Linked DNA regions of Homo sapiens: regions 1 and 2 are each linked to region 3. Evidence: chromatin contacts called from ENCODE Hi-C or POLR2A ChIA-PET data. All regions are on one chromosome and are shown on one strand. The core of a region is the stretch at or near the end of the contact, and the rest is flanking DNA. Distances in the headings are between cores, read along the strand shown. Region 1 holds the start of TMEM128 (transmembrane protein 128). Region 2 holds the start of TNIP2 (TNFAIP3 interacting protein 2). Region 3 holds the start of RGS12 (regulator of G protein signaling 12).

Evidence for each region. Hi-C counts contacts between places; a loop is a spot of excess contacts on that map. ChIA-PET counts read pairs that join two places held with the same protein, here RNA polymerase II (POLR2A). Pooled maps may share reads with other maps.
Region 1: a map of ascending aorta shows a loop between it and region 3 (4-fold over the local background). The contact joins the promoter of TMEM128 here to the promoter of RGS12 in region 3. A Hi-C loop is called at or near these places in 1 of 168 maps with a recorded cell type or tissue (ascending aorta) and 11 of 50 pooled maps. POLR2A ChIA-PET finds 5 or more read pairs at or near these places in 1 of 52 experiments (Caco-2).
Region 2: a loop to region 3 is called in a map with no recorded cell type, with 13 times the contacts of the local background. The contact joins the promoter of TNIP2 here to the promoter of RGS12 in region 3. A Hi-C loop is called at or near these places in 1 of 168 maps with a recorded cell type or tissue (ascending aorta), 2 of 37 single-sample maps with no recorded cell type and 19 of 50 pooled maps.

What each region holds. Positions count from the first base shown.
Region 1 is chr4:4,246,049-4,249,842 of GRCh38, forward strand. TMEM128 (transmembrane protein 128) reads right to left here and starts at 2,175. Exons shown (of 5, transcript NM_001297551.2): 1 at 2,058-2,175; 2 at 154-295. The coding sequence starts at 2,154. RefSeq lists enhancers at 1,517-2,143, 2,446-2,555.
Region 2 is chr4:2,754,517-2,758,150 of GRCh38, forward strand. It overlaps TNIP2 (TNFAIP3 interacting protein 2), which reads right to left and starts at 1,820. Exons shown (of 6, transcript NM_024309.4): 1 at 1,498-1,820. The coding sequence starts at 1,773. RefSeq lists silencers at 1,363-1,422, 1,443-1,962, 2,143-2,282.
Region 3 is chr4:3,291,103-3,294,802 of GRCh38, forward strand. RGS12 (regulator of G protein signaling 12) reads left to right here and starts at 1,919. Exons shown (of 18, transcript NM_001394154.1): 1 at 1,919-1,997. RefSeq lists silencers at 1,225-1,334, 1,515-1,994, 2,005-2,054 and an enhancer at 2,708-3,293.

The sequences.
Region 1 (3,794 bases), core at 925-3,424, 960 kb after region 3:
CCCCATCTCATATTCATCTTCGTATCACCACACCTCCAACACAGGGCCTGGCAGAGAGTAGTAGGTGCTTACTGTTTGAAGAATTCAACTAACAAAATATAACACGAAAAATCAGACTTGGGTTTAATTTACAAAGCAATAAAATTTTCTTACCTGCTAGTGTGGAAGTTTTCTTTAAGGGTTTTAAAGAAGTCAACATAATAGGTCACAACAATGGATGCCAAAATCCAGAATCCAGAATGGATATTAAGTCTTGGAAGAGGTTTCTCCTTTTTCTCAACAGCTGTGGAGGTTTCTGCAAATAAGGGAGATTTCAACTTATTAAGTTACCACAATTTTGCGAGGAAAAATTACACTTAAGCCAAATAAAATCATTTCCTAGAGCTAAGAAACAGTCTCTCCCATGATAACAAATCCTTCTGTAAAACCCTTGAGATAGGTTTATATTTACAAAAAATAAGAGCCCACTATAAAATATGGTCAATACAGTCAATTTATTTCCTCTAAATACATTGTGAAATCAAATTTACACTTTCATCGTCTTTCGGAAATAACAATGTCACCTGGAAATGTAAGAATTTTAATATTATGTTTCACATTTCTTCTAGGAAAGTAATTAGTCTTGTTAATTAGGAAAAATGCCAAAGGCAAACATTAGCGCATGAACTGGACTTGTGGTCTTCCAAGAACACTTTTATAACTAAATTTTTTTTTTTTGAGTCGGAGTCTTCCTCTGTCGCCCGGGTTGGAGTGGAATGGTTTGATCTCGGCTCACTGCAACCACCGCCTCCCGGGTTCAAGCAATTCTCCTGCCTCAGCCTCCCGAGTACCTGGGATTACAGGCGCCTGCCACCACGCCGGGCTAATTTTTGTATTTTTAGTAGAGACGGGGTTTCACCATCTTGGCCAGGCTGCTCTATTTGGCCAGGTTGGTCTCGAACTCCTGACCTCGTGATCAGCCCGCCTCAGCCTCTCAAAGTGCTGGGATTACAGGCGTGAGCTACCCTGCCCAGCCTATAACTAAATATTTTAGTTACTTTAAACACAGCTCAAAAGTGGAAACGGCACACCAGAGCTCTAGTTCCAGCACAGCACTGTCTAGACAGGTGATGGACAAGACATTTTTCCTGTCTGGAACGCAATCTGAAAGAATGGGTGGATGGGGGTTGGGTCAGATGGATGATTTCTATTAAGTTTTCCGGGGATTCTGACATGCCCTCTAGGTTCACGTGAGAATCAATGGTCCACATCTGAGGTTTTGGGCCTTTAGATGACCATCGGAAACCCTGGGAAGCATGTTCGTAATATTCTGGGATATCCTCAAAATGTATACATCATCATGCCTGGGCATGAGGTTATTCGTGTTTTTAATTTTAAAAGGTAATAAATGGACGTGGTTTTAAAACATATGAGATAAAAAATATCCAAAATGAAGTATCTGTCTCCCATCCTTAACCTCAGATCTAATCCCCAGAAGCAACCACCACTTACAATTTCTACTGAATTCTTCCATATTCTATGCATTCACAGGTGAACATACATCACAAGTTACCTGTTTTGTACCCAAATGGCGGCATACCATAGTGTTCCACACTTCCCTTTGAAAATCATCCCCATTGGTACATACGAGTCGACCTGATGTGTCAGGTATACATATACCCAAATTTACTTAAACAGCTTTCTGCTGACGGGCAAGGCAGATATTTCCAGTAATTCGCTATTACAAGCAATCCTGAAGTGAAACACTGCGCACATCATTGTACACTGCGGTACACGCATGTTTCTGGTAAATCCTTAAGACTTAAAACTGGTGGGTATTTTTAATTTTAATCGCTATTTCCAAATAGGTGTCAAATCAGCTCTCCAGAGAATTCTGAAGCGCAGCTGAAATGACGATGCACAGCACTCCGCGATTCTAAGGATCTTCCCTGACATTAAATATTCGACTTGCAAAGCCGAAACTCAGTCCTTCCAGACTGGGCCAGGGCTGCCGGAGGCCGGCCGTTTTCCGACGCCTCGCCTCTGAGAACCTCGGGGCGGCTTGGTGCGCGCCTCACCCGGCCCGGCGTCACCCTCGCGGTCCAGCTGGGCCTCGGCGTCCGGCAGGAGGAGGAATCGCCGCCGGAGCTGCTGCCGGGCCCGCGAGGAGTCCATCTTGGTACCGCCCCGAAATGCGACGGAAGTGACGTCAGACACAGCGCTTCCGGCGTCCGCTCCGGGTCTGGACCTCCTGGCGTTTGGATTGGAGACTGTGTTCTCTTCGCTGTTTAGTTAGCGAGCAGCTAGGGTGGAGTCGGCCTCAAAGGTTCCGCTCTCATGTCGGCAAGTGTGATTTGAATTTTAAAACACTGAGCTTTGCCGGTGGAAGAGTTCCCAAGTTTATTCCGACCTACGGAAGCCCAGGAGGACCAGGATTACCGCTGCCGCTGGATGCGTCCAGGGCCGGGATGCGCGACCGTGAGACGCTGCGCTTCCGAAGCCCTCGCAGGCTTCCGGGTGCCAGAGCAGGAGACATACCCTCTGTCCAGCCTTCCACTCTCAGCCCCCAGTTTTTTTCCTACTTTTGCTTTTCAGGAGTCGTCCAGCAAGACTTGAAAGGAGGAGAAAGGCCTGCTGGACAGGATGCTAGAGCCTGGCAGTGACCACTTGGGGGCCCTGGGCATTAAATAAACTTCTTGGGGCCCGTTTCGTTATTACACTTGGCTCTAGATTTGTTGTGCGTTTCAGTGAGAAGTACCTGTATGTGGTTCATGTGAGCCTCCTCCTCGCCACTTGTGAAAAATCCTCCCAGCCTGAACCGAGGGAACTAAATTGCTTTCCCAGCAAACTGCGGTTTTCCACACTGCTCACGCCCACAAACTGTGTGTTACGAGTTCACAACTTTTTCTTCGTCAATAATCCCGCGTATTACTCTCCCAGCCGTTTCCCAGCGTGTCATGTGCTGAGAAATGGTGGGCTTAGCCACGCAAACGTTTACTGAGCATCTACTATTTGGTAGGAGCTGTTAGGCACCATGCTAGCAGTGGAGATAAAGATGAGTAAGACATGGCCTTGCACGTGAGGAGCTCCTTGTCCAAAGAAAACCACAGAGGTATATTACAAGAAAACTCTATTTGTAAATGTATGAAAGCATTTCATCAATGCAGCCAACATTTTCTGAGCAGCTGCATGTGATAAAATGGTGAGGACAGAAGAATCTAGTAGAGGAAGCAGCTTCAATACAGTGCCATAATAAAAACACTGTACATGGGGCATAATAGAAACACTGTACATATAAAGGGCAGTTTATTCTGCTGCAGTGTGGGAGAGCAGGGAGAGTGGTTTCAGGTGAGTTGAATACAGGGGTGGAGAGCCAGCTACATAGGAAGTAAAATTTGAATTAGTAGGCACTGTTTAATATCTTCGATGTGTTGGGGTGTTTGTAAAAGGAATGTAATAAGAAATACTCAAGAAAAGAGTGCCAGCCGCGCGCGGTGGCTCACGCCTGTAATCCCAACACTTTGCGAGGCCGAGGCGGGCGGATCACAAGGTCAGGCGTTTGAGACCAGCCTGGCCAACATGGCGAAACCCCGTCTCTACTAAAAATACAAAAGTTAGCCGGGAATGGTGGCCGGCACCTGTAATCCCAGCTACTCTGGAGGCTGAGGCAGGACAATCACTTGAACCTGGGAGAAGGAGGCTGCAGTGATCCTGCCACTGCACTCCAGCTTGGGCAACAGAGTGAGATTCCCTCTCAAAAATAAAAATAAAAAAAATTAAAAAAAAGAGAGAAATACCAAATCCCTACTGATTTA
Region 2 (3,634 bases), core at 570-3,069, 540 kb before region 3:
TGCCATTCTCCTGCCTCCGCCTCCCAAGTAGCTGGGACTACAGGCGCCCGCCACCACGCCCAGCTAATTTTTTGTATTTTTAGTAGAGATGGGTTTTCACCATGTTAGCCAGGATGGTCTCAATCTCCTGACCTCGTGATCCGCCGCCTTGGCCTCCCAAAGTGCTGGGATTACAGGCATGAGCCACCGCGTCCGGACCCTTGTGTCCATTTTTAATTTAATTTTTTCAGACAAGGTCTCACTTTGTCACCCAGGTTGGAGTGCAGTGGTGCGATCTTGGCTCACTGCAACCTCTGCCTCCCAGGCTCAAGTGATCCTCCCACCTAAGTCTCCCTAGTGGCTGGGAGCACGGGCACGTGCCACCATGCCCGGCTAATTTTTTGCACTTTTTGTAGACAGGGTTTCACCATGTTGCTCAGCCTTGTCTCGAACTCCTGGGCTCAGGCAATCTGCCCGCCTTGCCTCCGAAAGTACTGGGATTACAGGCGTGAGCCACTGCACCCAGCCTAGGATTTGTGTCCTTTATCAGACACGGGCTGCATTTGCCATTGCTCCCAGCATAGAGTTGAAGCGCCACTAGTGAAAGACACATGCATGGGTGAGGGCTGGAAGGGACTCTAGAACACAATATGAGTACACGACCTTGGACCCAAGACACACATGTGTGCGTACACACACACACCATACACACCCCTCAGAATGTGTCTCCCGCACACACACCTCAAAACACCCCTAAGAACCAACCGGAACATACACACTACACAATACACACAGAATACACACAGCATACACACACCCCCCTCGGAATGTGTTCCCACACACGAACCTCAAAATACCCCTAAGAGCCCACCTGAACATACACCACACACACACAGAACCCAAGAACTGCACCAACCCCCCTCCTCAGAACCCAGTGCCTCCTCACCATCCCCCAGGACCCAGTGCCCTCCCAACCCCCCAGGATCCAGCATTCGCTTATCCCCTTCAGAACCTTGCACCCTCACCCCGCAGGACCCAGAGCCCCCTCACCTCCACCAGCACCTGGTGACGCCTCAAACCCCCCAGGACCCAGCACACCTCAGCCCGTGGTGTCCCCTTATCCCACTCAGGACCTGGTCCCCCTCTCTCCCCTAGGACCCAGGGTCCCCTCACCCCCCAGAAGCTGTTGCCCTATCACCCCCAGGACCCGACGGCCCCTTACCCCCAGGACCTAGTGTCCCTCAACCCCAGGACCCGGCACCCCCTCAACCCCCAGGACCTGATGCTCCCCCAACCCCTCAGGAGCCGGGGCCCCCTCACCCCCAGGACCCGGCACCCCCTCAACTCCCAGGACCTGGTGCTCCCCCAACCCCTCAGGACCCGAGGCCAACTCAACCCCAGGACCCAGTACCCCCTCAACCCCTCAGGACCCGGGGCCCGCTCGCTCACCCACCCAGGACCCGGCGGCCGCCACACGCACTCTCGCTCCCGCAGCTCCTCTGGTACCCGCCCTCGTACCTGGCGCATCTGGGCCTCGGCGGCGCCGCCCTCCTGCCTTCGCAGCTGCTCCCGGAAGCGCGCAACCTGCTCCAGCAGCGCGTCCACTAGGGACGGCGCGGCGTCCCCCTCCAGCGCGGCCAGGCGGGCGCGGAGGCGAGCGATGAGGGCGTCGCGGGCAGCGAGCTGGTCCTGCAGGCGGCGCAGCCGCTGTCCGGCCTCGTGGTACAGGGTGCAGAGCGCGGCAGCTGCGCGCGGGGCCTCCTCCCAGCCGCCCGACCCCGGGTCCCGGGACATGGCTGTAGGCCCGCCCGGGAGGCCGCGCGGCCGCCGGCAACTTCCGCGCCCGGGCCCCGCCGGCTGCCGCCCTTCCCGGAACTTTCCCCGGTGCGCCCCGCCCACCCACAACAGCCCGGCCCCGCCCTCCCCCACGCAGCCCCGCCCCCCGCGCAGCCCCGCCCTTCCCCGCGCAGCCCCGCCCGACGGCAGCCCGCCCAGCCCCTTCTCGCCCGGCCCCACCCCTCCCACCGCCTACAGCCCGGCCCCGCCCCTGCCGTCCGCACCCGTCCGGGAGAGTTGGCCTGGCCCCCGAGGCTGTCCACACCCCAGCTGGTGCTGGGCTTATTCCAGTGGCCCCAAACATCCGCCTCTGAGGAGTTGTCGGAGAGTCGAACTCAGCCCAGGAGTTTGGGGATTCATCAGCCTCTGATGGAAAGGAAGGGCTTAACGACAACCCCCAAGCTCTGGAGCTAAGTGTGGGTCTGAATCTCCCCGCGAGGGTCCAGGCCTTGCGGCCACAGCAGCAACAGAAGCTCCAGGAGCTGAGCTCGCAGCGCACCAAGCACGTGGCATGTGTTCCGTCACCTGGGGACACTGAGCCCAGAAAGAGCTCCAACCCCCTGCCCCGCACGCCGCTTTCTTTTTTCTTTCCTTTTTTTTCTTCTTTTTGAGACGGAGTTTCGCTCTGTTGCCCAGGCTGGAGTGTAATGGCGCGATCTCGGCTCACTACAACCTCCGCCTCCCAGTTTCAAGCGATTCTCCTGCCTCAGCCTCCTGAGTAGCTGGGATTACAGGCGCCCGCCACCATGCCCTGCTAATTTTTTGGTATTATTAGTAGAGATGGTGTTTCACCATGTTGGCCAGGCTGGTCTTGAACTCCTGACCTCAGGTAGATCCACCGGCCTCAGCCTCCCAAAGTGCTGGGATTACAGGCGTCAGCCACTGCAGACGCTGCTTTGTAAGGTGGCTAGTATGGGCCCACGGGACAACCTTCCTGCTAGATGCTGTTCTTATATAGCAGAAGCAGCAGGAAACCAGCCCCTTCCCACCCTTTCGCTTTTCCATCCCTTTCCTTCCCCAAAATTCCCAGACAAACGCTAGTGTTTTTCCACAGCCCAGTCTTCCCCACAATGATGCCCAAGCACACATGGGGTCTTTCCAAGGTTCCCTACTCAGGATAGGGCAGGGGTCTTCCCTGTGTGTGCACTTGCCCACAGGCTCCGCCCCTGAGCAGCTTCTTGACTTTCTTCCCTTATGTGATCCACAGCCAAGCCTGAGCTGAGCCTGGGAAAACACAAGCTTGTAGAATCAGACAAGCCTATAAGCAAAGCCAGAGCCACCCAAGTGCTTATGGCCCGGACATTGGGCTACACAGGCCTGGCTTTGCTATGGAAGGCTCCTTCTTACTCATCAGAGCCTGGGCTTCCTCTCAGCAGAAGGAAGGGCAGAGCGAGTGCCCACCCTACCTGGTTGGGCTGTTGTGGGGACTAGAGGGTGGAGTGTGCATGGAATGCTTGTCCAGTGCAGTGGCTGCTGCACAGCAAGCCTACAGTCCCCATGGCTATGGTTACAAACAATGCCTATTGATTGTCTGGGGCATGAGTGGAAAAAACAAAACTGGACCCAGAGCTGTTAGAGGCTAATGTGTGGCCTGGGGCACGTCATTCCAGTGACCTACCTTGAGCCTCTGCCTCAACTGTAAAAGGTGCATGTGACAATCCACAGTCTCTCATCCAACAACAGCCTTGGGGTCAGGTGTGGTGTATTGTATTGTATTGTACTGTACTGTATCGTATTGATTTATTTTAGACGGAGTCTCAATCTGTCGCCCAGGCTGGAGTGCAGTGGTGTGATTTTTGGCTCATTGCAACCTCCGCCT
Region 3 (3,700 bases), core at 669-3,168:
CCTGGAGGCCGGGCAAGTGTAGAGGAAAAAGCCAAAGGGAAAGAAGAGACCTGCAGGTGGTGTTTCCCCATCTCTCACTCAGGGCCACTTGTCCCTGCCCTGGAGCCTCAGGAGGCTGAGCTCTGCGGCCTGCTTCCTTCTGGCTTGGCGCTGCTCTGGAAGATTCCACCATCTGCGCATAGGCAGGAGCCAAGAAGGTCCACAGTTTTGGGGGGGCCAGGGTGGGGGCAGTTTCTTTCCTGGCTCTTTTTTTTTTTTTTTTGAGATGGAGTTTCACTCTGTCACCTAGGCTGGAGTGCAGTGGCACAATCTCGGCTCACAGCAACCTCCGCCTCCGGGGCTCAAGTGATTCTCCTGACTCTGCCTCCCAACTAGCTTCGACTATAGGCGCGTGCCACCACGCTTGGCTAATTTTTTGTATTTTAGTAGAGATGGGGTTTTGCCATCTTGCCCAGGGTGGTCTCGAACTCCTGAGCTCCGGCGATCTGTCCGCCTCAGCCTCTCAAAGTGCTGGGATTACTGGCACGAGTCACCGCGCCTGGCCTCTTCCCTGGCTCTCTCTGCTGGGTCATCAAGGGCTGGCTGTGTCCCTTGGCCATAGGTCGCAGCTCCTGTTAAGTATCTCTCTCTCTTTGTCTGGCTTCCTGTAACCGCTCTGGCCGCGCTCCTTCAGCCCTGCAGGTGAAAACAGTTCCCTCCCTGCTGTTACCTGTCCCAATTCAGCACCGCCCTGTGGCTTCCCGGCTCCCGGACCGCGCCTCTGCCAGCGGGAACCCTGCTGGACTCTTAATTAATTGTCCCACTGAGAATGCCATTGGTTTCCTCCTGGGATCCAAACTAATCACACAAGACTAGATGATGGAGAGCTGCCAAGAAACCATGGGGCGGTGGCGGGGACGGAGGGGAAGCGTTTTGAGCCCATCAAGGCAGGTGACAGGAAAGAAGCAAACCCGAGAGGGGCCGAGTCCCTGGGCGGGCGGCAGGGCTGGAGCGTGAACAGCAGCGACGGATGCGTCTCGAGGGAAAAACGCGGCGGGAGAGAATGAGGGGAAGGCAGGAAGGAAGGGGCAGGGAGACCCAGCGCCGGGGAAGGAAGACACGAAGAGGGCGAGGAAGGAACTCCGGCCTAAAGGGTGAAGGCGGCGGCTGGGACAGGGCCAGAGGCGCAGGCCGGGGCCGGGCAGCTCCTCCTCTCGTGCCAGCGGTGCCTCCGGTCCCGCCCTCGCTGCTGCCCGCGCTCCGGGAGGGGCAGACCCGCTGGACGCCGCAGTCACCGCGCCGCCTTCGCGGGCGTCCCGGGGCCCGGAGGGAACGGCCTTTCCTGGCTGTCCCCGTGGCTTCGCCGCGGGAACTCACGCCGCCCCCGAAGCTGCCGCCAGCTCCGGGCATCTGCCCAGCCGAAAAGCCAGGGCGCCGGGGCCTGACTCCCCACAGCCAGGTTTCCCGGGCACAGAGACCCAACGGGAGCGGGACTTCCTCGGACACCGACGGCGAAGGACAGAGACAGCCCAGGCAGGGGCGGCTCCTCCCGGCCACACCGACCTGCCCTTCGCAGGGTGTCCCGGGCCAGCGGAGGCAGAGAAAACCAGCTTGCGGGAACGCAGTCGCTCCCAGCACCAGGGCCGGGCCAGTGCGGGTACACACCGTGCGCACCAGCGCCGCCGCGCCCCCAACGGAAGTCCCGCCCCCGGCCGTGGAGGCCCCGTCCCTCGCTTCTTCTCATCCCTGCTTCCCTGGCAGTCCCGTTACCACGCTGTCCCGACGCGAAGGCCCTCGCCCCGCCCCGTGCCCCGCCCCCGCATCGCCCCGCCCCAACCCCACCCCCTTGGCCCCGCCTCACCAGGTTCGCCCCGCCCCTCTCCGTCCCCGCCCCTCCTCCGGCCTCGGCCCCGCCCTCGCCTCGACCCCGGGGGGCGGTGGCTGCCGAGGCGACCGTTGCGCGCGCGGGCGGTGGCGCGGGCCGAAGCGCCCGGAGCGGGAGCGAGCGGCGCGGCCCGGTAGGTGTGCGGGGCCGGGGCCGGGGCGGGGGCAGGGCGCGCCGCCTCCGCTCTTTCTTTCGTCTCCGGGGCGCGCGCCCGCGCCCTCCGCCTCCCGGCCGATCCCGGCCAGCCCTGCGCGGCGCCCGTCCCCTCGGGGTCGCCGCCCGCCCGCCCTGCCTTTTGTTCGCCGGCCTGACTCAGGCTCCTGGTCCCGGGCCCGGCGCGGGGCGGGGCGGGGCGGGGGCGGGGGCGGGCGGCGCGGGGCGCGGGCCTGTGGGGCCTCCGGCCGGGCGGGTGCGCGGCCTCCTGGGGCCCCGCGCTGTGAGGCCCGCCCGGGCCCTTGGCGGGACCCGCGGGGGCGGCGCCGGGCAGGGGGTCCCGCGGGCGAGATGCGCCCGGGAGCGCTGGGAGGGTTCCCTCGTCGGACTCCACGAGCGGCCGCTTTGTTAGGGCAGAAGCTGCCTTCCGAGACCCGAACTCCAGACGCACTGCAGCGACCTGGGGTCGCCTCAGCCGCGGTGCCGCGATTGTGCAGTGTAGACAGAGGGGTCCCAGAGCCGTGCGGTGTAGACAGAGAGGGGCCCAAAGCTGTGGAATGGGGACAGAGAGGGGACCCAGAGCTGTGGAGTGTAGACAGAAAGGGCGCCCAGAGCCATGGAGTATAAACAGTGGAGTGTAGACAGAGAGGGGGCCCAGAGCTGTGGAGTGTGGACAGAGAGGGGGCCCAGAGCCGTGGAGTGTAGACCGAGAGGGGGCCCAGAGCCGTGGAGTGTAGACAGAGAGAGGGCCCAGAGCCATCTAGTGTAGACAGAGAGGGGACCCATAGCTGTGGAGTGTAGACAGAGTCTCATAGCCGTGCAGACAGAGAAGGGGCCCAGAGCCATGGAGTGTAGACAGTGGAGGGTGAACACAGAGGGGGCCCAGAGCCGTGGAGTGTGGACAGAGAGGACCACCTGGCCTCTCACCTGCTTGGTCACTTGCTGGGAATGTGTCCCTGGGCAGGTGACCACCTTCTCTGTGCCTGAGTTTCCTCATTGGACCTGTCTTTGGAGCTGCTGCAAGGGCTAAGAGTGTCTTTGTCTGAAGTCCTCAGCGTGGTCCATGCCGTCCTGTGCAGGGCCCTTCTGAGGCCACAGGGACGTGCAGGATGGCCGGCAAGGCCTGCACAGAAGGGGCGCTGGGGGGCCTTCCCAGGCAAGGCAGCAGCCCCACCATTCACAGCAAGGAGACTACCAAGGAGGGCAGAGAGGCGGCTTTGGGCAGCAAGGGCTGCTGGGGTGGAGTCCTGCTGGCCTTCCCCTAGAGAAGGCGACGTGGGGAGGGCAGAGCAATTCTGAGTAAGGGAGAACCAGTTTATATTTCACTTTAGAAAGTAATTGTCACAGTGCGAAGTTTCTTCCCCTGAAAAAGCGATATAAAAAGGTCCATCGTGGCCAGTGCTTTTGGGGACTTGAGATGATGGGTATCCGGTGCCCGGGCCCTGCGTGGTGCCTCAGCTGGATGCTCTGCAGGTGGGGGAGGCCATGTTGGCTGAGGGCAGGGGCTCAGGCAAGGGCAGTGGGGTGGCTGAGCCTGCACAAGTTGGTGCACCCCTGTCTGGGTCTTTTTCTTAAAACTGCAAGTCCAGCCTTATCTCTGAGACCTCCTGAGGCTGGAACCTGCCATCAGACAGGCTTACAGTTCTAGCCCTGGTAACTGCAATGATGCGGATGCCTCTGTGA